3 separate regions of the Homo sapiens genome follow, and all the other regions are linked to region 1. Evidence: chromatin loops called from intact Hi-C (ENCODE). Cell type or tissue: endothelial cell of umbilical vein. All regions are shown on one strand.

The links. Peaks named below come from ENCODE experiments on the same cell type or tissue, not always from the same donor. Only the 100,000 strongest peaks of a DNase experiment are listed, where the experiment ranks them.
Region 2: it touches region 1 in a loop (5-fold over the local background); 1 of 110 quality-filtered maps calls a loop at or near these places.
Region 3: a loop joins it to region 1, with 3 times the contacts of the local background. A loop is called at or near these places in 1 of 110 quality-filtered maps.

What each region holds. Positions count from the first base shown.
Region 1 is chr13:33,150,049-33,158,048 of GRCh38, reverse strand. The region is part of intron 3 of STARD13 (StAR related lipid transfer domain containing 13); the gene reads left to right. Among named protein-coding and RNA genes, the nearest start is that of STARD13-AS, 120 kb to the left of the region's middle. In endothelial cell of umbilical vein, a CTCF peak has its summit at 4,452; DNase peaks (open chromatin) are centred at 4,358 and 7,698; H3K27ac peaks cover 2,307 bases.
Region 2 is chr13:33,066,320-33,074,319 of GRCh38, reverse strand. No RefSeq gene overlaps it. Among named protein-coding and RNA genes, the nearest start is that of KL, 54 kb to the right of the region's middle. In endothelial cell of umbilical vein, a CTCF peak has its summit at 4,732 (motif pointing left); no DNase peak of the experiment used is centred here.
Region 3 is chr13:33,089,274-33,097,273 of GRCh38, reverse strand. No RefSeq gene overlaps it. Among named protein-coding and RNA genes, the nearest start is that of KL, 77 kb to the right of the region's middle. RefSeq lists an enhancer at 4,412-4,968. In endothelial cell of umbilical vein, no CTCF peak of the experiment used is centred here; DNase peaks (open chromatin) are centred at 4,493 and 6,363; H3K27ac peaks cover 2,984 bases.

The sequences.
Region 1 (8,000 bases):
CAAGTCAGGAAAGTGCACTTTTTATTAATGTAACAACCACAATTGTAATTGTATTCTGATGTTTTTTATTGAATTCTTAATTGAAAATTATTTTCTCCTGTAAGTCATGAGAAGCTACTTGGAAATCTAAGTACCTAGGTGAGCTCATTGAAACTGTAACTTTATCAGAATGTAGGGATAGCCAAGGTGTTAAAATAGTTTACAGAGTTTGTAACCTTTAGGACAAATTGCAGTAAACCAAAGCTCCTGAATGAACTATTTTGAAGGAGAAGTACTATGTTAAATTTGCATTTTGGTTTGCAGTATTTGCTCAGGCTGCTGACATACAGCCCCGATGCTCAAGATGATCTCTGAATTTCTTTCTTTGTTTGTTTGTTTTTAGGCAGAGTCTCACTCTGTCACCCAGGCTGGAGTGCAGTGGTGCAATCTCAGCTCACTACAACCTCCACCTCACAAGTTCAAGCAATTCTACTGCCTCAGCCTCCCAACTATCTGGGATTACAGGCACCAACCACCACGCCCAGCTACATTTTTTGTATTTTTATTAGCGATGGGGTTTCTCCATGTTGGCCAGGCTGGTTTCAAACTCGTGACCTCAAGTGATTCACCCAACTCGGCCTCACAAAATGCTAGGATTACAGGCGTGAGCAACCATGCCTGGCCATCTCTGAATTTCCAATTTAATGTTAGGCCAGTAAGCCATTTGCATAATTTGTGTTTTTTAATAAATACTAATTAATTATAGCACATGCAAAACAAGGGCATTCACCTTGTTTGATAGAGCTAAGGAATCGGTTAGGATTATACAGTATACGTATCATTGCCCTTAGTATTTAAAAGGATAATAAATAATGATTTTCACATGGGGCAGGGGTGGGGATTGGAAGGTAGTGTTGACAAAAATGGTATCTACAATTTATCTACACATACAAAGGCCCATACTTGATTCGAGTATGTTGAATAACATTAATAATATTAAATAATTAAAGTCTTTATGAATATTGATATTTTAAATATTTTTCCTTTTAGAATATTTATCACAGAAAATGTACAGTATTACATTTCAAATTATTATGTCCTATAATAAATAATAAGTGACAATTAACTGATTTCTTGGGCAAGTCATTGGGAGAAGGATATGAGGGTTACATGATCACCACAGTCACTTCCACCTTTAAAATCTTGAGTCTATAAATAAATACAGATCCCAATAAATCATTATTTTATTTCTTTAAAACACTTACAAAGTGCTTATTATATACCAGGCACTGCATTTAAGTATATTGCAAATATTTACTCATTAAATTCTCATGGTAACACTGTAAGATAGGCTCCTGTCTGTTTTAAGCTCTTCAGCATTCTTGACTGTAAAGATGGGCTGTTAACATCATTCCCCCTTTACAGAGGAGGAAACTGAGAAACAGAGGGGTAAAAGAATGTGCCCACTAACAGCTAATAAATGGTAGTAGGAATTACCCAGACAAGAACACATGACATTTGGATGGGCTTGTTTGAACTTTTAGTTTTTTTAAAAAAACTAAATTAATGTGCAGAAAAGCCATCTTCCCCCTTCCCCACCCCACTCTATGAACCCCACTGCAATCTTAGTGTTGCCAGTGGAGCCATTTCAGGTTCTTGTCTTTGCCACACAAAAGAATTTGAAAGCAAGACCAAAGTGAAAATGTAGCAGATTTATTGTAGAGCAAAAGCAAGAACACACTCAAGAGAGGAACAGGGACACGCTCAAAAGAAGGAGCCGTGCCCAACATGGCCAGGGCTCACGAACTAGATGAATAGGTATAATGAAGGCTTGGAATATTCTATACTAAGGGAATGGGTTTTCCAGGAAATTGATGGGCAGTTTTCGGAATTGGAATGCCACCCTTTTATTGACTAAGTATTGTTAATCCAGAACCGCCATGGCGTTAGCTGCGTGATAGGAGTGGGATGCCCTTACCCATGGAAATTTTATGGTAATGGGGGCGTAATGCAGCCAAGGTTTGGCAGTCATTCATTTGCATAATTTGTGTTTTTAAATATATACTAATTAACTGTAGCATGTATATCTTGCATTTACCCTGTTGTGGCCAGTTTCTTCTTTGTTACATTCTTATCTGTGCCTAAAGCAGGATGGCTGCTGCCTGTCTTTATTGGTACAGCCTGTTGTAACCATTCCTTTCCACTAGGAAGTGGGTTCTTGCACTAACCTGTTTGGCCCTATTTGTATTGCTTTTAGCTTCCTGCAAGTAATCATGTCTGTTCTCTGGCTAGCTGTCTGCCTCACTAGTCTATAGAGTTTGGGGACAGGCTTGAGGTATAGTCAGGAACAGACATAATAGGTTCAAAGATAGGGGATTTTGCTAGTATATATTATTTTGTATAAAAAATGATTTTATATATATTTTTAATGGCCTCTTTTGTGATCTTTTTCAACCAGGTACTCAGGATGACTTTTATATGCCTAAGCTTTCAGGAAGAATGTGTAAGAAGATACAAAATCAGGGAGGAGATTGAGGGGAAGAGAGAGACTTTATATTCTTGTTATTCACTTCTCTATGTATATTTCAGGTGTTTGTATTGCATTATTAAAAACATTAGCAATGTTTTAAAAAATGCCTTGCCTTGCAGATGCTAATGGCTAACATTTAGTGAGTGTTCATTATGCATGAAGTTGTGTGCTAAGCTCTTTACATTGATCTCACTTAATTTTCATAACAGCCTATGAATAACAGGTGTTGTTCAGAATTGAGGGTGAGCTGAGTCCTCCTGGTTTGAGCAGCTGGGTGGCAGAGATACCCTTCCCTGAGGTGGGGAACAACCATGAAGGAGGAGCGAGTCAGGAGGGAAGATAGGGTGGGCTGAGGTGTTGGGTGGGTGAGGTGCCAATGTCCAGTGTTCAGTAGGGTGCCCGGCCCGGAGCTGGGGATGGAGATGTGAAGTCACCAGCATGTGAGGAGGAAGGCCCTGAGAGTGCATGAGGTCACTCAGGGACAGCTGGGACAGTGAGGAGAGGACTAAGAGTGGATGCCGGGGAATCCTCTCTACGGGCAGGCAGGGGAAGGGGAAGGAAAGAAGCCCCAAGTGAAAAGAAGCCCCAAGGAAAGAAGCCCCAGGGGAAGGGGAAGGAAAGAAGCCTCAGTGTGAGTGAGGGGTGGGCTCCTGAGCAGCCGGTTCCCGCGCGGCTGCTTTGCTCAGCCTTCAGTTCTTGACCCTCTCTCAGAAATCGCTAGTCATGACCCTCACTTGAAGCTGGACCAGTTCTCACTAGAAAAATTATCTGGATCTGATGCAATTATTGTAAACAGTTACAATAAAAAGCTAAGGACACCCCACTCAATTTTCCAATACAAGCACATGTGAATATAAAATTGGTCTGAAATTCCACAAACTAAAGAGGTCCAAGAAAACCTGGACTTTTTTTTTGTTTTAAGTTCTTTCCCCCGGGCCACTTTGGCCATCACTTTTTATTGAATAGCCAAGAGAGCCTATGTTCTTCCTTGAAGTCCTGATGATTAAAGCACATAGCTTATTTACATTTATTTTCTTGCACAAGCTAAATGAAATTCACACAGTTCCACATAGATATCGTGTCCCTGGACAGCATACATATACTTAATTTTCTTTGTATAGCTAGAGCCCTCAATGTTTAACTGCTTTTCTTCCACACCTCAACTAATGTCCAGGGGCAGTTCTTTTGGGGTTTATGGACTGGAACAGAGGTCAGTATTCCTGCTGCAGCCTGACCACTCGGCAGAACATCAGAGGGAAAAGCTGAACAGAGGTGTGGCCTTCCCTGGCTGCGTAGTGGCACGGTGACACCACCTGCTGACTTCTGACTTCTGACTGTCCTCTTTCTTTTTCCTGCCCCCTGCCCCCAGTGCGCCCGACACCCTCCCTGTGGATGGCCTGTGATTGTTGAAAGGCCCCACCCTCATGGAGTTACATACCAGAATTGTCTCTTTGGCATTAGTATATCCATCTCTGCTCTCCAGAATCTGCATTTTCCAACAGTCCGCCAGCATGGAGACCTTTCCCATGCCCTGCAGCTACAGCCCGAGGAGGAGGAGCTGCTCCCTGACTTGCCTTTGATCCCTAGGTTAAGAACACATCCTCAGTGACTTAGGTTCCTGAATGTCTTGGAGGGCCCCACCCGGAACACTCCCCAGCAGGCCGGGCTAGGACATACATAGGAGCCTGGGTGAGAAGTTCAGGCTGCTAGGCTTTAATCAGAATTGTCTGTAAGAGTTGAACTCATCATGCCCCTGGTTGTTATTTCTCTCAAGCCTTTGGCAGGAATATTAGAAGTATCACAGGAAACTGGTCATTAAATCAACACGAGAGACTTCATGACCAGTCTAAAGTCTGGCAGTTTAGATGTCAAATGGGAATCTAAACTACAAAGAAGGAGAGAGTCCTATTGTTTTCCTATACATCTGTAGGCAGAGGGCCGCTGGGTGTCTCTCCAGGCTTCTGTTTCAGCTTGAGTCAAACGCCCCTGCTGGTCTGGGCCCGGGCACCTCCCAGCCACCCTGCAATACTCAGGGCACACAGGCTGCTTAACATCCCTCCCGGCACACAGTCGCCCAGCGTTTCTCTGGTCCTTCTTCCTGGTCCCTCCGTTCCTGCACTCCTGGCCATCCTCCCAGGCCCTGGGCATCCCTCTCTGGCTCTTTTCCTGTGTGCCCAGGCAGTCTGTGCACAGCTCGATTTTCTGCTGACGACCGCCTTACTTCCATTAGGGTCTGCTGACCATGCAAGGGACTTTCTACCAATTTCCAAGTGCTCAACAGTGGGGATGGCATCTTAGTCAGTGGTATATCGTGGGTGCTTGGTGTCACATGGCCTTGTACTGAGCAGGACTTCCATAAACATTTGTTAAATTGAACTGGAACCTGGAAGAAAACAGCCTGTCAGTTCTCAAATTACTTGATGGCATCTTCATGTTAGAGAAGACTATGTGGTGATAAATTCTTCACTTTCTCCTCAAAATAACCTAAATCACCCTCCTTCTTAGCTAGACATTTTAAAAGAATGTCCATGCCTTTCCTAATACTGCCCTCATGAACTGCTCAATCCAAAAAGTGTTTTTAGGCTTTATCACTTACTCTTTCTTAAAGATTTGATACAGCCACCCAATTACTCCCTCCTTTTTTTAATGCTCATTCTGTTATAGGCCACGGGCTCTTCGGCTCCCCATGTAATACGGGAATTAACGCGGGACCAGGCACATTTCCCAGACTAGGCTTTTATTTCAAGGCTTGTGCTTGAGCACAAGGGAGACAGCAGAGGCCCAAGGATCCTCCAGCTAGTTTCCCAAAAAGAGCTGGGAGGGATTTTTTTTATTAGGCAGAGAATTGACATCGGAGGAGGTATGTGGGCTGGGCTGGGCAAAGCCCATGGTGGGTAGGGGATGAGTAGGTCACGATGGTTATCTTGAGTAATGGGCCACCTTGAGGTCTGGCTGGAGGCAACAAGGCTGTACATTAGTTGTTCCTCATTCCTTTCTGAGGTGGGACACTGCAAACTTGGTTCAGTGTTTGGTTTCCTAAGGCCAGTTCCTGGAGTTCTTTAAGTAAAAGACAGGGTAAAACTTTATAAGAGCACAGAAGAATGGCTATTTTTTTTTTTTTTTGTATGACTGAAGCCTCGGGGTTAGCAGGTATAGTGTCAGCAAAGTAGTAGCATGGGTTTTGAGAAGAGAAGAAGAAAAAAAATGAAAAAAACATGTGAAGGAGGAGCCTCTCACCACTCCCATTCTATCTCAATTCCAGGGTCCTAGGACACCATCTTCAGCTAGTTGTTGTCGACTCCTACATCTCTGACTGCACCTTCCCTGAACCTGGCTCCCTTCCTTGGCCCATGCCTTAACCACTGTAATTCTCCAGAGTTCTGGATTTCCCCTGGATGATTGACTTTAATTATTATGTATCTTCTGTGTATATCATCCATATGTGGACCATTCCCAAGTGGGTCTGAATGTGACAGGGCCCCTAAAATTTAACATATCCAAACATGAGCATGATCATGATCTCCCCCATATCTTAGCTCCCTGTCAACTTCCCTATTTCCCTGTTTCCTCTGTGTTTAACGGCATGTTCAGCAAAGTCTGAAATCTGGGAGTCATCCTCTGTTTCTGCCTCTCTGCAGCTTCCACATCAACCAATGGCCGAGTCTCTGTCTTCACGCAGACATCCCACTCTCACTCCCCTTTTGCATCTCTCTGCCATCTCTCCCCTGGACTATTAGAACCATGTTATAATTGTTTCTCTTTAGTTCCTTCTCTATCCTGCTGCCAGTTACATTTCTAAAATGCAAATCTATGTTACGCTCCTGTCTAAATCCTTCAGTAGCTCCTCATTGTACCAGATTGCTCCTAACATCTTCATTTGAATCCTTTGTGATCTAGCCCCTGCCTGCTTGTCCAGGCTTATCCCTCAATATGGTTTGAATGTCTGTCCCCTCCAAATCTCACATTGGAATTCAATTCCCAGTGTTGGAGTTGGGGCCTGGTGGGAGGTGTTGGCTCATGGAGGCAGATCCCTCATGAAAGGTTTAGTGTCATCTTCCTGATGTTGAATTCTCCCTCAGTTAGTTCACGTGAGATCTAGTTATTTAAAAGAGCCTGGAACCTTCCCCTTTTCTATCTCTCCCTCCTGCTTTCACCGTGTGGTATGCACACCCTCTCTTCACCTTCTGCTGTCATGGTAAGATTCCTGAGGCCTTACCAGAAGCAGAGGCCAACACCATGCTCCTTGTACAGCCTGCAGAGCCATGAACCAAATTAAACTTCTTTTCCTTATAAATCAACCCAGTCTCAGGTATTCCTTAATAGCAATGAAAACAGACTAACACCCCTTTTCATATATTTGCAATTCCTGGATTATACCCTGCTATTTTGTGCCTATTTTTTTTTCCTGTAATTCTCCTTGCCTAGACAGCAAATTTCTCTTAATCCATCATAGGTATGCTCAAATATTACCTCCTCTGGGAGGCGTTGTCCCTATGCTCTCAGAAAGTGAGTAGCTTCTTCTCTTTTTAATCATGTTTCTATCCCACATGGGACCATGAGATTCTCAAGGGCAGGGACCATATCTTTTTAAATACTGTATTCCCAGCACCTAACTTATTCCTGGTACACAGCGCACTGTCGGATGAACGAATCTTGGCTTCTTCTCTTCTTGTTGACTTTCCCATTAGAACCTCAAGTTTCACTCTTAAAATGAGACTACTATTTCACATTTGCTAGCGTATTAGCCCTTCTCAAGGATTCTGAAGACAACAGTAAAAATTAACAGGTTGTGGCAGCAGTATCATTATCTTCTGAAAGGGTCAAACTGCTGTGTTTAGGTTAACACATGAATTCAGTTTGCTCAAAACATGAAGAGGACAGGCTTCATCATGTGCCATGGGTTTTCTCTTCCCATGGAGAAAGTAGAGAGGGTATGGAAACAAGTGTTTATTGAATAGCCTGTGCTGGGTACATGACATAAGCTCTCATTTCCCAGGCCTTCCTAAAATTTTTCTTAAGTAGACAGGAGCAGATAAATCACATGGCAGAAAGAAGTTCTAGCTTGGCTGCTCACTAATGTGTGGCTGCCTTGAGCATATGGTCCCCTCAGAGACTTTATCTTCTCATCTGAAAATAAAAGCATCAGTCCAAGTGGTCCCTAGTGTTGTCCAGGATCTAATGTTTCCTTAGCAAACATTATCTGAATGGATTGGCTCTGAGCCAGGGCCTGTACTAGGCATGAAGAATGCAAATAAGATGCAACTCATAGCCTGTCATACTCAGTGGTGGAGAATAATTCTGCTATCCTGACTATACAAGGTCTATTGTAACTACTTAAAGTCAATCACTGATTGGACCTATATGAACAAAGCATGCTCAGTTCAAAAAGAAAAGCCTACCGAGCCTATCATGTATAAAACTTCCTTCTAGGATTTATGGGGATTAGAAGAAGAATAAATTATGGTCCCTGTCTGAATCAAGGCTCCAATCC
Region 2 (8,000 bases), 84 kb after region 1:
CCAATTAAATTGGAATCCCTGCCATCAGTGGTTTTTAAAACTCCCCAAGTGATTCCAAAGCGCAGCCAAGACTGAGAGCCGCTGCTTCGAGTGCCTAGGCAGAATCTGCATTGCCAGATCAACTCTGTTCCAGACTGAGCAGACATGGGGAGAAGAGCTGTGGCCATGCCATCACTCAGGGTCCAAAGCAGGGACCAAATGTACCAATAGATCAGAAAACCAACCCGTTCTCAGGTATCTTTGAAGAAATAACCAAGAACCAGATTTGATTTATAGAACTTTTCTTCATAAGTGACTTCTTAGTAATTGCTCTATAAAAAACTATTTTAAAGAGCCATAATTTTGCTTAATGTATATTGAAAAAAGTGATTAAATATAACACTGTATGCCACTTACAGTAAACCAGTATTATCTAGCACAATCGATGAAAACGTCATTTTGAATATATATAAATTGACTGGAGTAGGATATCCTGCTTAATAACTCTATTAACTTGCACATATTAAGTGTGTGCTAATTATTTGTTGAATGAACTAATCATCAAAGGAAGATTAATGTACAATGTGATATTACTGTGATTTTTATTGTGTTTTAATTCCTTGAAAATTGATAATCTATGATAATACATATAATGAATCTTTTAACGAGAAACAAACATCTTCATATGGTCTTTTTTTAAAACTGACTGAGAAGGCCTTTTAGGATTTTGTACAGCCCTGGGGTAATCACCATGAACACCAATTATCATCATGAATATTGTTAAAGAGAAGTGTGATTGGCAAAATGCCAGATAACAGAGTTCAATTGAGCCCCAGGTAACTGGAAAAACAGTTGACTCCTTTTAACGAACCACCTGTAATAAATTTCTATGCCCTTTTTCACTGGGCATTTATTCATACAAGAAATGCTTATTAGGCAGTTAATATGTGTCCTGGGGAGTAACAAGGCAAATAAGGTCGTTGCCTCAGAGCACTTTATAATCAAATGGAAGGGATTAAACAATCACACAAGTCCCATAGGAGGTGATAGGTGCTAATTCTGTTTAGTGAGGTTTGGGGATGACCAGGCCAGGGGACATGAGAGGAGAGGTCTGAGAACAAATACCAACCAGCTGGGAGTAGGATGCAAAGATGCTCCTGGAAGAGGCAAGTGACGTAATCAAAATGGTGCTTGCCGTAAGGCTCTTGATTCAGTTACTCTTCTAACATGTTAAAAATAAGAAGAAGAAAGCAGATAATTTTGTCATTTTTTTCAAACCAGAAAACCAGTTAGGGATTATTGGAAAAGTCTGTGCAAAGAGTGCAAAGAGTACAATTGCAGCAAGCACCCAGATGAAGGGTGGATGCTGCAAATACCACAGTGAAAAGAATCCATAGAATTTCACACCTGAATGTCTCCAAGGGTTGTTTGGGGTAAATTAGGGAAACAGAAAGGAAGAGCTAATTAGAAAGGAAAGATAGTGAATATTGCCTTTCAGATCTATCTGGTTGAAGGCTGAATAGACATCCAACAAGAGACATCCACCATGAATGCACTAAACAATTCACAGTTTACAAAGTAGTTTTGCTATGATACTGTGTAATCTGTACGCAGAAATAAAACACTCGTGTCACTCGTATTCCAAAATATTTTGAACAAAAGTGTGCATTTCTTGGTTAACACAGTATTCTTAAAGGCCTTCAAAAATAGCAGCGCAAGTCACCTGTATGTGCATCAAACATGTACAATTTCCACTTCACTTTCACAAAAAAAAACCACAATGGTGACGATGATGTCATCCAGGCTTTTAGGTTTATGTTGAGGAAAACTAGATGCAGTGGCCATCATGTGATGTGAGTGATGAGCCTGGCTTGGCACAGTGTAGATTTGTGCTTCACTGTCAAGGGCTAGAGAGACAACAGAGACAATGGAGAGTCTATTTTGCAATTCTATTGCAATTGGGTTGGTAAGAACTGTGGGTGGTAAAAACCCACAGTTTGCTTCATAAGCATGATAGCATTTGATTCTTCTTTTTTCTCTATCTCTTTAGCAGTCACAGAAGTGGGTTCAGTGTGAGAGAGAGCCAGATGATAATAATTTACATCTGGACAATGCTTTTACATTGATAAACTATGTTCTCATATGACATGAACACCCTGAAGCTTTCAAATAGCCCTGGAAGGTGGGTGCATTACAAATGGATGCACCAAACACAGAAAAGAAATGGCAATTAAACCTAGGTCTCACGATGTCTCCAGGTGAGAAAGAGCAGGTCTATGACAGGCTTAGAGAGTTTGTTCCAGAACTATTATTTTTTTCAGACTTCAACCTGCCCAACGCAGCAATCTCCCTTCAAGACTAGCTTCGTTCTGTCTTCATTCAACATATATTTTAAAATATATTTTTAATGATAAAAAAGTTCCAATAAATTTAAAACATTTGTCTCCTAATTCACATCTTGTCTGTTATCAGTAAACATGCACATAATATTATGTGCATTATCATACAGATCTGCTGTTTTTCATTTTTGTTATCTCATATTGAATATACATCACCAGAAGATGTTTGAGCATATAGGATGTTTTCAGCATAAGGCTCTTGATTTAGTTACTCTTCCAACATGTTAAAAATAAGAAAAAAAAAGCAGATAATTTTGACTTTTTTTCATGATTTTTTATATTAAAGTTATTTCCAATTTTAAAAAGTATGGTAATTTAGACTTTGAAGTCTGTTTTAAAAATTTTAAATTGTAGTCATCTGCACCTAAAAGGTCTGTTTCACAGAAAACCGAACACTGCATGTTCTCACTTCTAAGTGCGGGCTGAATGATAAGAACACATGGACACACTGGGGGGAGCAACACATACTGGGGCCCGTCAGGGGTGGGGCAAGGGGAGGGAGAGCATTAGGAAGAATAGCTAATGGAGGCTGGGCTTAATACCTAGGTGATGGGCTGATCTGTGCAGCAAACCAACATGGCACACATTTACCTATGTAACGAATGTGCACATCCTGCATGTGTACCACAGAACTTAAAATATTAAAAAACACGTCTGTTTCAAACAATGATTATGCATTTAAAGTGATAATTTGTTTGTTAGGACATCATGTCTTAAGGTTTTCATTGTGGCAACCTTAAATCAGTACCTGTTTTCCATCCATGGCACTTGTTGCATTCTGACGCTTTCTATGATACCATTTCAGTAACAACAGACTAATAGTTCTTTTCTCTCTGTCTCTTGTTATCCCTATTAGAACAAATTATATCCCTCAATCAACCCAGAGGGCCCTTAGCCCCTTGCTACTCAAACTGTGGTCCACAGAAGAGCAGCATCATGGGCACTCCTGGGAGGCTGTTAGAAATGCAAACCCTTGGGCCCATCCTAGACCTCTAGAATCAGAATTGGCATTTGACTAAGATCCCCAGGTGACTCATATGTGTGTTAAAGTCAGCAACGCACTGATTAGATCACTGGTTCTCAATTTCAGCTTCCCATTGCAATCACCTGGGAGCTAGCTCCACTGCCCCCCAGAAAAACTGACTTCATTAGTCTGAGGAATTTTTTAAATCCCAGGCGATTCTGATGTGTAACCAAGGTAGAAAAGCACTGGTCCTGATTAACTCCCTCTTTTTATAGACAAGAAAACAATGAGGCCCCGTGGGTTAAGGTGACTTCCTCTGGGTTATAAAGCAAATTTGCAAGTAGAACTAGAAAATAGGGGCTCTCTACCTGGTTTAGGTACCAGATACCTAACTGGTACCAATTTGGAATAAATATAAGAGCCTGCTCCACCCAAAACCTGGGCCCAGGGCCTCTGTTGTAGTTCCTGGAAGCTGGCATATTACTGCCTTGCCCTTCCACTCCACTTTCTCAACTCAGGCATGCTCTGACTTTCTGGACACACTTGAATTCGTTGCCTACAGTTCTCCTCTATCCTTCGCTTTCCTCCCTTCCTCCACTGGGCCCACTCCCACAAGCCCTAAAACCATCCCCAGCCTTTTCAGCCTCTTTGTACACGACCTTCCTCGTATCCTGGAGGAACACTCCCTGAGCTTCCCCTCCAACGGCTGGCTTCTCCTTCATCAGTCCTCTTGATGCAAGCTGGAAATGCTTCACTCCTAAGCCCTCGAATTCCGACATTCCTGTTTCTCGTTCAATTGCCTGTGCACTGGTCTTTCTCGCCTTCTTATATTCACTGGATCTGCCCTTGACTACACCCTTCCACAAAGCCCCGTGGTTCTCCATGAACAGGGTGTCAGAATCAGTCGGGAGTGATCCCTTACCAAGCCATGGGTGCTGCCGCCATCTTCCCCCAAAGGCACTTTCGAAAGCGTGGGCTGGGAGGGGAAAAGGCCTGGTCTTCTGCATTTAGCCAGCACATCCCAGAGCATGCAGATTCAGAGGTACTACTCCACTCTGGGGCTCTCCCCAAGGCTGCAAGCCCATTACCTAATTTCTGGTTTCCCTCAGCTCCTTCCTCTCTGTCTGAGTGAACCAGTGCAGCCATGTTGCCAACACTGCTGGAATCTTGCAGCTCATCCTGTCAACATGATGGTCGTAGTAACCCCACATTGTGTTTGTTTTGGTGGATTGTTAGGCCCATAACAGGCACAGGTAAAATAAGGACATTTAACATGGTACCAATTTGGGATAAAAGTTGGTTCAATCTCATCTCGTCTTTTACTAATAAAATATCTCTATCTGACCCATCCATCTTCCTCTAATTATATCTCTGTTGTGTCCTCTCTGGCTTACCACTACTGCCCCCTGTTGATTGAAATGTTGTATTTTGAAGCCTTGGGGCTACTTACCAGAGACTCGTGGTTCTCATAATTTAAAGGGGAAAAAATATGGTTATAAAACCAATATGCCTTAAATGCAATACTGTGACCTTGGAACACTATTGAATTTGCCATCTAACATGTTGGATATAAATTATCCAAAGCTTTGATTCACATGGAAAACCAACTGAAATGTCTTAGGCAAAATTTATGGTCACAGCCATAATTAGACAACAACTGGTATAATATCGAAAGGAAATTGAATTTTATAAACTGATCAATTGAGATTTTAAACAGAAAAAAAGGTCAGTCTATTCCAGCAGTTTATTAAGGAATAATGTTTCCGTTGAAGATAATGTATACAAAATAAATTAGGTCACTTAACATTAATTCATTTTACCATAAAGTAAACATATTGAAAAATTATACTAAAATCAGAAAGTCTACCAGAGATTTTTGAATCTCATAAAAATTAATGAGCCTTCAATTATTTACCAACCAAATAACAAATATACACATTTTAATGTTTTGTCTGTGTCATTAGATTATTTCAAAAGAGCAGATGGTTCAACATATTGATACAGAAATATCTGCTGCCAAATTATCTTCAGAATTCTATCAATCCAACATTTGTAAAATTTGAATCCAAGAAGGTAATTTGGTATTATTAAGTAAATGTGGGGCTTCGTTTTTCTAAATTTAGTTTTACCAAGGGTATTCTATGAAAATGTATATTCAAAGTCACAAATAAAATAACTAGAAGGCTTCAGGATGAATCATTTTGACTGTAATAGTCCCTAGTTTTACATTATTGAGCTCAAAATATCTGATTAACAAGAAATCACATGCACATTAAGGGTAAGTTGTATGAGTCTAGGAAAAAAATAACGTCTGGGGTAGATACCCAAGGTATTGAATATTTCCTATGTTCAGCACTGTGCTAAGATAGACACTCCCATTTCAAAGATGAGGAAACTGAAGTTCACCAAGGATTGCGTTACCCAAAACTACCCAACTGTAAGGTCATTTTGAGCCTGGTCTTGTTCTTCTTTCTCTGCCTTTTTATCTCAATAATATGTAGGTTGAAATTGTTTTCTTCTCTAACCCAATGGGTAAAAAAAAAAAAAAAAAAAAAAAAAAAAAAAAAAAAGCAGAGGTCGGGGGACTTGAGTAGTAGTCACCAAGTCTTTTCTGGTATGCAGAAATCATGTAAAACAAGATTTCACCATATTGTAGGTGTCCTGTCACCATTATTAGTGGCATTTCCACCCTTTGCTCAAGGTTCCCTGTGGGTTTTCTGGACCTCTTTCTCCTTGATATCAGACAATGGGTGTTTAACCACAAAGATATGGAAAAAACAAGTTCCAGGAAATGTCCTACAACCAGCAAAACTCCAACAATATTTAGTGGTTATAAAAATGGAAAAATGCAATGGGTCTGAGGGGAAAAGCTACACATTCTAGGAAACTAAGTATTTGGAGATGACATAAAGGGTTCCTCTAAAATACTGTTTTTGTTTACAGATAAAGAACTCAGCCTGAGAGAGAAAGATTACTGACTAGTTGAAAGACATGTGGATAAGGAAGACAAAAAGTTACAACCTTTCACTTAGTGATTTGTCTGGAGGCAACAATTTAGGACAGCAGTAAGTTTTACTGCCTCTCTACCTAGTAAGACAGGTTATCATTCCTTCCTCTGAATATATAGGATGGAGCTGTGTGGCATCTAACACATCGTCATTGCTGGCTGACAGGTGATCTCTATTAAACCAGTCTCTGGGCACAGGTGATGGCAGTGAGCTAATTCTGCTTATCATTTATTCCGTCATGTATTCAATTAATCAACATTTGTTGAACAATATCATGTAAGAGATACTGCGCTAAACACTGTAAAAAATATACCAGACAAGACATGGCCTCTGCCTTCCCCTCTAGAACCGAGGTCCTCCCATCCAGGATGGCCAACATGCTCCAAATTAACATGTTCCTTTCCAAGTGCAAATTTCCAGCAGCATTGCTCAATATTAAATATTAAACAAATATGCTATAGACCAATCTAATTACTTAGTACCAAAATTACTTAGTACCAAAAAAAATGTGAAATATCTCAATAATGTTTATATCAATTACAAGTTGAAAATACAATATTTTGGATATACTGGAAAGAATAAAATATATTATTAAAATTTATCTCTTCTATGCCTTTTTATTTTTTAATATGACTACTAGAAAATTTAAAATGAAATACATGGCTTGCTTGTATCTGTTGAACAGCACTATCATAAATAATTTAATGGAAAACTTCCAAGGCTCTAATAGAGTCTTCTTGTTATTATTTCAGAGACAGGTCTCATTCTGTTGCCCAAGTTGGAGTGCAATGGCATGAACATAGTTCACTGCAGCCTCAACCTCCTGAGTTCAAGTGATCCTCCCACCTCAACCTCCCGAGTAGCTGGGACTACAGGTGCACAGCACCACGCCCGGCTAATTTTTAGAAGTTTTTGTAGAGACGGGTCTCACTATGTTGCCCAGGCTGGTCTCAAATTTCTAGCCTCAATTGATCCTCCTGCCTTGGCCTCCCAAAGTGTGGGGATTACAGGCATGAGCCAACAGGACCAAGTCAGATTCTAAGTATTGACTGTGGAAGTCAAAGATAAAATGACGTGTCACTAATGAAACTGGAAAACCGTCCTTCCAAAGCAGGGCAAAATGAACGGCGGATAAAAGTCCACCTGGGATCAAAGGAATACGCCGCGAATGCAGGGCGAATACAAGTGTGTAGGAAACAGCCCAGACACACTGGGGAACCACAAGTCGGCCACTTAGCGCCCCTGTAGAATTGGCCCACAAAGGAAGAAGAGGTGTAGGCATTCTGGAGGATGGTTTCTGTATTATATGTACACCAGAATTCATGAGAGGAAAGCATCAGAGAAGAAGACTAGAGTGGAAAGAACGCGGTGCTCTGAGACGCGGTGGAGGAATGAGTGCACTTCGCCCCACCAGGGCCAGGAAGTCCCCGCCTCCAGCGCCGCCGCCTAGTGTCCCGGGGCTGATCCTAGAGGTGCCCTCCTTTCGTTCACCCCAAGCTACCTGCGAAGTTTTACCGACTCAGAGTCAGCATGAGGCGGGCATTAGAAGGTAGCTGGATGGTTCTCAGAGGTCGCTTCTCTTCGCGGCTCTGGCTTCTGTTTTGTCCTTTTCAGCTCTTGTGTATTTCGCTGTCTCATCTCTGAAATTCT
Region 3 (8,000 bases), 61 kb after region 1:
GGAGATGAGTGCTTCCAAGCCAGCTGATGAGGAAGGAGACATAGAAGCAGCAACAGAAAACAAATGCATACAGACAACCTAGCAGAGTTCTGCTTATTTAAGACTGCTTTTGACTTCTTTTGCAAGATGGACCTTTCTGTGAAATGGTCACTGAAACTAAAGCAAATGGTGGAAGAAGGATTGATACCATATAGAAACATTTTTAGAGAAGTGAAAAAGCAAAAAAAAAGTCAAACAGAAGTCATTATGTATTTTCATAAAGTTACATTGAGTGTGCCAGTCTCTCTTACCTCCTCTTGCACCTTCTCCACTTCTTCCACCTCTGTCACCCCTGAGACAGCAAGACCAAACCCTCCTCCTCCTCCTCAGTCTACTCAATGTGGAGGTGGTGAGGATGAAGACTTTTATGATGATCCATCACCACTAAATGAATAGCAGATATATTTTCTCTTCCTTATGATTTTCTTAACATTTTCTTTTCTCTAGCTTACTTTATTTTAAGAATACAGTATATACATATAATACAAAATATTTGTTGATTGTCCATTTATGTTATTGGTAAAGCTTCCGATCAATGGTAGGCTGTTAGTAGTTCAGTTCTGGAGGAGTCTACATGCAAATTTTCAACTGTGCAGGGGTGTGGATGCCTCCAATTTCCACATTGTTCAAGGGTCAATTGTAAATTACTCTCCCCAATGTGGTTGAGCAACTTGCAAACCACTGAGGGCCCTAATAAAACAAAGGCAGAGGAAGGAGAAATTTGCCCATTTTTTCCTCACTCACTACTTGAGCTGGGATGTCTCATGCCATCTTCTCCTGCCTCAGACTGGGATCTACATCACTGGCTTTCCACGGGCTTCCAGACTCAGACCAAATTACAACCGCAGCTTTCTTGGATCTCCAGCTTGGTGACAGCAGGTCATGGGACTTCTCCATCTCCAAAATCATGTCAGCTAATTCCTCATAGTAAATCTCCACATATATCTCCTATTTGTTCTGTTTCTCTAGAGAACCCTAACTAATATAAGGTCTGAAACCCAAGGAAATGATCAGTGCCCAAGGCTGGGGGTATATCACTTTACTCACTTAAGTGGTGTCATTCCTGACCATGTACTTAATGATCCAGTGATGCCCAGCCACCCCTTCATGTCCCCAGTGACTACATTGACCTCCCTATCTGGTGGGTCATAGGTCACTGATAGCCTAACTCTCCCGCTAGGCTATAGACTTTTAAGGGCATGGATCATGCCTCAATTAACTTGGAAACTTCATCTGTTAGGACCTTTTCTGCTGCATCATTCTATAAGCGTTTGTTAAAATGAACCAGTTTGTTAAACAGGACATAACAATGATAGAAGTTGCAAATGTCAAGATTTCATTCTTTTTGTGCCTGAATAGGATTCTGTTGCCTATATATACATTTTCTTTATCTAGTAATCCACTGACAGACACTTATGTTGATTCCATATCTTGAATATTGTGAATAGTGCTGCAATAAAAATGGGGGTACAGATATCTCCTCAATATGCTGATTTTATTTCCTTCAGATATATACCCAGCGATTGATAGATCATATGGTAGGTATATTTTTAGTTTTTTGAGGAACCTCCATATTGTTTGCAATGGTTGCTGGACTAATTTACATCCCTACTAACAGTGTATGAGCATTCGTCTTTCTCAGCATCCTTGACAGCATTTGTTATTTTCTTTTTGATAATAGCCATTTTCACTGGGGTGAGATGATATCTCATTGTGGTTTTGATTTGCATTTCCCTGATGACGGGAAGACAAATATCGCATGTCCTCACTCATATGTGGGAGCTAAACAGTGAATCTCATGGAGGTAGAGAGTAGAATGGTGGTTGCCAGAGGCTAGGAAGGGTGTGGAGGGAGGGAGAGATAAAGAGAGATTGGTTAATGGGTAAAAAAACACAGTTAGATAGAATAAGTTCTAGTGTTCAATAGCACAGTAGGGTGACTGTAGTTAACAAGATTTTATAGTATATTTCAAAATAGCTGGAAGAGAAGATTTGGAATGTCTCTAACACAAAGAAGTGATAAATGTTTGAGGTGATGGATATGCTAATTATCCTTATTTGATCATTGCACATTGTATACAGGTTTTAAAATATCACATATAGGACAGGAGCGGTGGCTCCTGCCTGTAATCCCAGCACTTTGGGAGGCCGAGGTGGGCAGATCACTTGAGGTCAGGAGTTCGAGACCAGCCTGGCCAACATGGTGAAACCCTGTCTCTACTAAAAATACAAAAATTAGCCGGGTATGGTGGCGGACACCTGTAATCCCAGCTACTCAGGAGGCTGAGACAGGAGAATTGCTTGAACCCAGGAGGCAGAAGTTGCAGTGAGCCGAGATTGCGCCACTGCACTCCAGACTGGGTGACAGAGCAAGACTCCATCTCAAAAACAAAACAAAACAAAACAAAACAAAAATCACATATACCCCATAAATAGGTACAATTATTATGCACCAATAAAAAAATTGTTTTAAAATGATAGAAGCCATGGAAAGGAAGCCATAAGCCAGGGACACTGTGAAGAGTACTCTAAAGCTAACAAAATCACTTCTATTTTCGATTTTGACTGCTTTGACCCTCCCCATCGTACAGAAGATGGAGAAATAGCTTGATATGGTTTGGATATTTGTCCGTCCCCTCCAAATCTCATGTTGAAATGTAATCCCCAGGGTTGGAAGTAGGGCCTGGGGATAAGTGTTTGGCTTGGCACCCTCCTCACAGTAATAAGCGAGCTCTCACTCTGAGTTCACATCAGATCTGGTTGTTTAAAAGTGTATGGCACCTCCCCTGTCTTTCTGTCTTGCTCCCTCTCTCTTGCTTCCACTCTTGCCATGTGATACGCAGCTTGCCCTATACTTTCTTCCGTGATTGGACGCTTCCTGTGGCCGTCACCAAAAGCTGAGCAGATGTCAGCACCACACTTCCTGTATAGCCTGCAGAATTGTGAGCCAATCCGACCTGTTTCCTTTAGAAATTACCCCGTCTCAGATATTTCTTTATGGCAACACAAGAATGGACTAACACAAAGCTGGTCTTCTAAAAAGTTAACTGTGATTGTTTCTGAAACTAGCACATGCTGAACACCTGTTTACAACAAACAGGAACATTTGCTTCCTTCACGCATTCAATAAACACGTATGAAGCACTCATTGTGTGCTAGATACTTATCTTAGGCATTCAGTGAATAAAAAGATGAATAAAATGAGGGAATAAAACAGACAAAATTCCCTGTCCTCATGGAGCTTATGATCTAGTGGAGAAAGCAGCCAAAAAAAACCTAAATAAATAATTGTCCAGGTAAGCTCTATAGGAAAACAAAAACAAAAGGAAAGAGATGGGCAATGGGAGAGTTGCAGTTTTGGGTAAGATGGTGAGGAAACACCCTACAGAGATCCGATTCAAAACTACACCCTGTCAGAGTTTTCATTTCCTTCCACTCCACTCAAATTGCTAAAACTACACTGGTGGGAATTATCAATTAATCGATTTGCTGATCACCTATGTCTTGTGAAGAAAAAGAAGTTCAGCAACTTAGACACATGCGTCCTCTGAGAACTGTCCTTGCTGATAAAGGACGGCTACATCTTCCCGGGCAGTCAGAAAGCAGGGCCAGCAAGGGATGCACAGATGTGAGAACACCACATGTCCCAGGCCACTCCATTTAATTGTTATGCCTAATGATAATGGGGAAGTCATTGGTTGTCCTGATTTCCAGAAATTGGCATGTCCCAATGGCCACCAGATACTTCAGAGAGTTCTCATATGAGCACTTCTCGTGTGCCCAGGAGCAGGCCCTGTGGATCAGCTTTGTTGTCCTCATCACCCACCCCGTCACCACTGCCCCTGCTGCCAATGACCCTGTCAGCTCACTGCCTGCTGGGCATATCTCCCTTCTGCTCTCTCAACACCGACCAGGCTTTGAGAGGAGACCTGATTCTCCCCTTGACATCTCTCTGTGGAGCTGGTCTGAGTAGGTAGGTATGTTAAATCCCCACAGCACACCTGAGACTAGGCCGTCACTGCTAATAAGACTCAACTAACACACTAGAAGCGTGTTAGAAGTGGAGCATAACTTAAAGCTGCTAATAAAGGTGGCCCCTCTTCGAGCCCATTCACCCAAACCTGGCTTTGGAGGCTCTTATCTATCCGGCCTGTCCTGCCATCCCCTCTATCAGCTCATCCTCCATGCTGAGAAGGAGTGAGCACTTCACCTTGAAGCAAGGGCCCCAGTGATCCCAAGCCCACCTCACTCTAAGGCAGAGTTCCCCCACGTCTTCATAATATGAGAAACATAGAATGTGATGGCAGGAAAAATGTATCACTTCACCTTGGGAGAAGAGCTACTTCCATCTACTTATCTATAGGGTGTGGCTGGACCCTCTGATTCCAGAAGATAATCACACAATGGACTTGCGTTGATTCATTTCCCTAAATCCGGTTACCTCATAGGAAACACCACCCCCTGGTTTCCCACAGGCATAGTCGGAAAGCCAGCCACCACCAGCCCTGCAAAAGTGGGTAGTACTTGTGGCTTCACTGCCTTCCCTTGCTGGGACCTTGTCCTCCCAGCAAGGTAGAGCAAGTTTCTCTTTAGTACCACCCTGTTCCAGAACCCCGTTTCTGTGTGTATCAGTCATCCCACCTGCTGAAACGCTGACTGATGACATTTTAATATGAATGAGTTTCAGACAGAACTATTTCACTACATATTTGCATAATTAAGCCTTTTATCTCTTTATTGGGAATCAGAGGCTTTGTCTCCTGTTACATGGATTTCAGGCATCAGCAGGTAGGTGGGAGCTATTTTTGGAACAATGAACAGCCTGAAATTATACGACCACATACAAAAGCCTAAACCTGAGAGTCGACCTGACCTTGTCTTCTAAGATGATTAGGCTGGGCAGAAGCATTTCTGCCTGCACAGGTCCCTCCTTCTCCTGGGAGGGTGGGGAGCTGCGCATTTCCAGGACAGTCTGGGGAGGAGAAATTTGTCTTGAATTCAGAAGAGCTCTTCCTGGCAGCCTTGCTGACATGACCCTTCCTTCACCTTGTTCCTCTTCTCGTATTCCCTTCTCATGTTCCTCTTCTTGTATTCTTCCGGATTCCCCAAATCCCACCTTTTCTTGTGGAAGAATCCCTAATGCCTTTGTGTTTCAGATTTCCAAGCCCATCAAGCATTTACTGAAGAAATGCCCAAGATTGTGTGTGGTATACACTTTGAGTGAATACCGTAATGCTCAGCTTTGTCAGAAACTTCCTGCCCAAGGAAGACCTCAGAGAATGCCCACATCACCTGACAGAGGTGAGAGCCCAGGGAGAAGGGAGCACATCTCTAAACAGACACAAGCTGAAGATGTTGTATGAGGAAGCACCCAACCAGGGTGCACTGGACCAAAATATAGAACAACTGGATTTTTGTGCTATTGCTTGGTTTTCCTTGTGGTCCTCCAATTTCTCTGTTGCTACCTCATCTACATATTAAAGTAAGAGGAAACAGGCCTAATAATCAATCCTACGATGAGTAGTTAGAAGCCACAGATAAAGAGTCCTGTCTTTCCTGGAGATGGGCAATTCAAAATCACTTGGGAGAAATACACTATCCAGTCATCCGAAATTAAATATGTTCTCTAAAGAGCAGCCACTAGCGGGAAACACCATCATCCATCACCGGCCCCTGCTGGAGCCTCTGTCTGTGAGGCTGAGCCTGGGGCGGCACACAAAAGAACCACAGGTTCCAGAACCATGTTTCTCTTCTAGAACCACAAAAAACAGAATGCCCAACTCAAAAGAAATTGGAAATGGCAAAGGAGGGCACATTTTTATTTCGTTTTCTGCCAGTTTTCAGGGATTCCAGTATAAGCCCACTAGGGTATGCACACAACACAAAAGACATCAGCCAACCCAATGCAAACATCAAACCAGCTATGCAGCATTTCAAACAAAATACAGCCATTATTTGACTGCATTGCTCAATTTTCAGAAGGCTTGTGGCTGTCCTAATCTTCCCCATACATCTCAAAGTTCATACTTTTAAGTCCTCTAGTCCTCATAACTAGATTACTGTACAGGGCTCAGATTATTGCAAAGCAGGCATCAAGCAGAATACTTTTGCATAAAACAAAGGGATTTTAAACACAGTACACACAGCAACAGCTGCTGCTTGGTAGAACTGAATGGGAATGGGAGAGGGGCCTTCTTCCTCTGAGAAGATAGAAAAACACTCTGTAACTTTTGTTCAAGGATTTGGGAGTATAAAACAAACAGCTCGTCGTGTTCCCACATTCCATAGTCAAGATGTTCTGCAGAGATTGGAACTAAACTGCTCAAAGTGACATCAGGAACTATGTAAATCAGGAGGAGAGCCTCTCTGGGGCTATAAATCTCAGGACAAGGTTAAGGTCACAACCCCGGAACAAGGGAATTCAGACCCCTCTTCTGAGAGACTGAGGGCTGAATACTTGCATACTGCTGGACAATAAGAAAATCCTATCAGCAGCAAGCAGGCATGGCACTTTACCAATGAATTTTCCAAGTGGAAATCTGCGGCTTAATGAGGAAGAACCATGGTGAACCAGAACTTCAGATCTAGTATGTTTGTACACATTAGGGGAATCTTTTGAGGCCCTGAATGCTATCTGCTCTTTGTCTTCCTGCCTCAGATCATTACCTACCATACATGGAACAAAATCTCCATTAAGGAAAAAGTGAGCAGACAGCAACAATTCCATGCTGACATGCTCTGGCTCTGTGTCCCCACCCAAATCTCATCTTGAATTGTAATTGTAATTGTAATCCCCATGTGTTGGGGGAGGGAACTCGTGGGAGGTGATTGAATCATGGGGGTGGTTTCCCTGTGCTGTTCTCGTGATAGGGAGTGAGTTCTCATGAGAGCTGATGGTTTTGTGAGGGGCTTTTGCCCGCATTTTCTCCGCGCTTTTCTTCATTCTTCATTCTTCCCCTTCCTGCCGCCATGTGATTTACCATGATTGTAAGTTTCCTGAGGCCTCCCCAGCCCTGCTGAACTGTGAGTCAATTAAACCTCTTCCCTTTATAAATTACCCAGTCTTGGTTATGTCTTTATTAGCAGCATGAGAACTAATACCTGCTATATACCAGGGAATTTTCCTATCTATATATAGACATATACATATACACATGTATATGTACACACATATATCCATATAATTTGATATTATATACAATTTATGTATCAGTCCTCACAAGTCCATACTATTTGTATTTTTTAAAAGAGTAAATTGAGGCACAGAAAGGATGAGAGACTTCCCTGAAATCATCACTCAACTGGGACTGAACTCCAGGCAATGTGGTATTTACTTGTTTGCTGACTTTAGTGAGGAGGGCTCCTCTATGGCAGGACAATGAGATGAACCACCCAGAGTGGAACTCAGGAAGACCCAGGGCAGAATTAGGCTGAATGGATCTTCTAGAGAGTGAAATGAGGAATATAATTGCAAAGAATCTCCATCATGAAGAAAACATTAAGGGCCAGGAGCCTGCACAGCATGACTTCTGATGAGCGCCGGCCCTAAAAAGGTGACGGGGCACATTTGCAGGGACATCTTCCACTTCTTGTTCAGCCATGCAACTTCTGCCCTCCCCAGCACCCCACTGGGAGAGAGAAGATGCTAAGGTGATTCACTGGGGTTCATGGCATTGTTTGCACAGCACATTATTAGCACAGCATTGCCAGGTGTCACACATAGTGTAGCTCCTGTGGGCACACAGCTGGGCCAGTGAGTAAAGCCTCATGTACAGATGAATCTGCCATCCCAGCCCTCTGGCCCATGCAAGCTGAGGAGTGAAAGACTACTTGCCTTTTACTGCAGTTCTCTGACATTTGCACAGCTATTAATAGAGATGTCTTTTGACTCCATTCTGCTATTGTTCTTGTGCATAGAGATTCTTCAGAGCCTAGTGGGAAGGACTGAGAAGAGGTGATCAA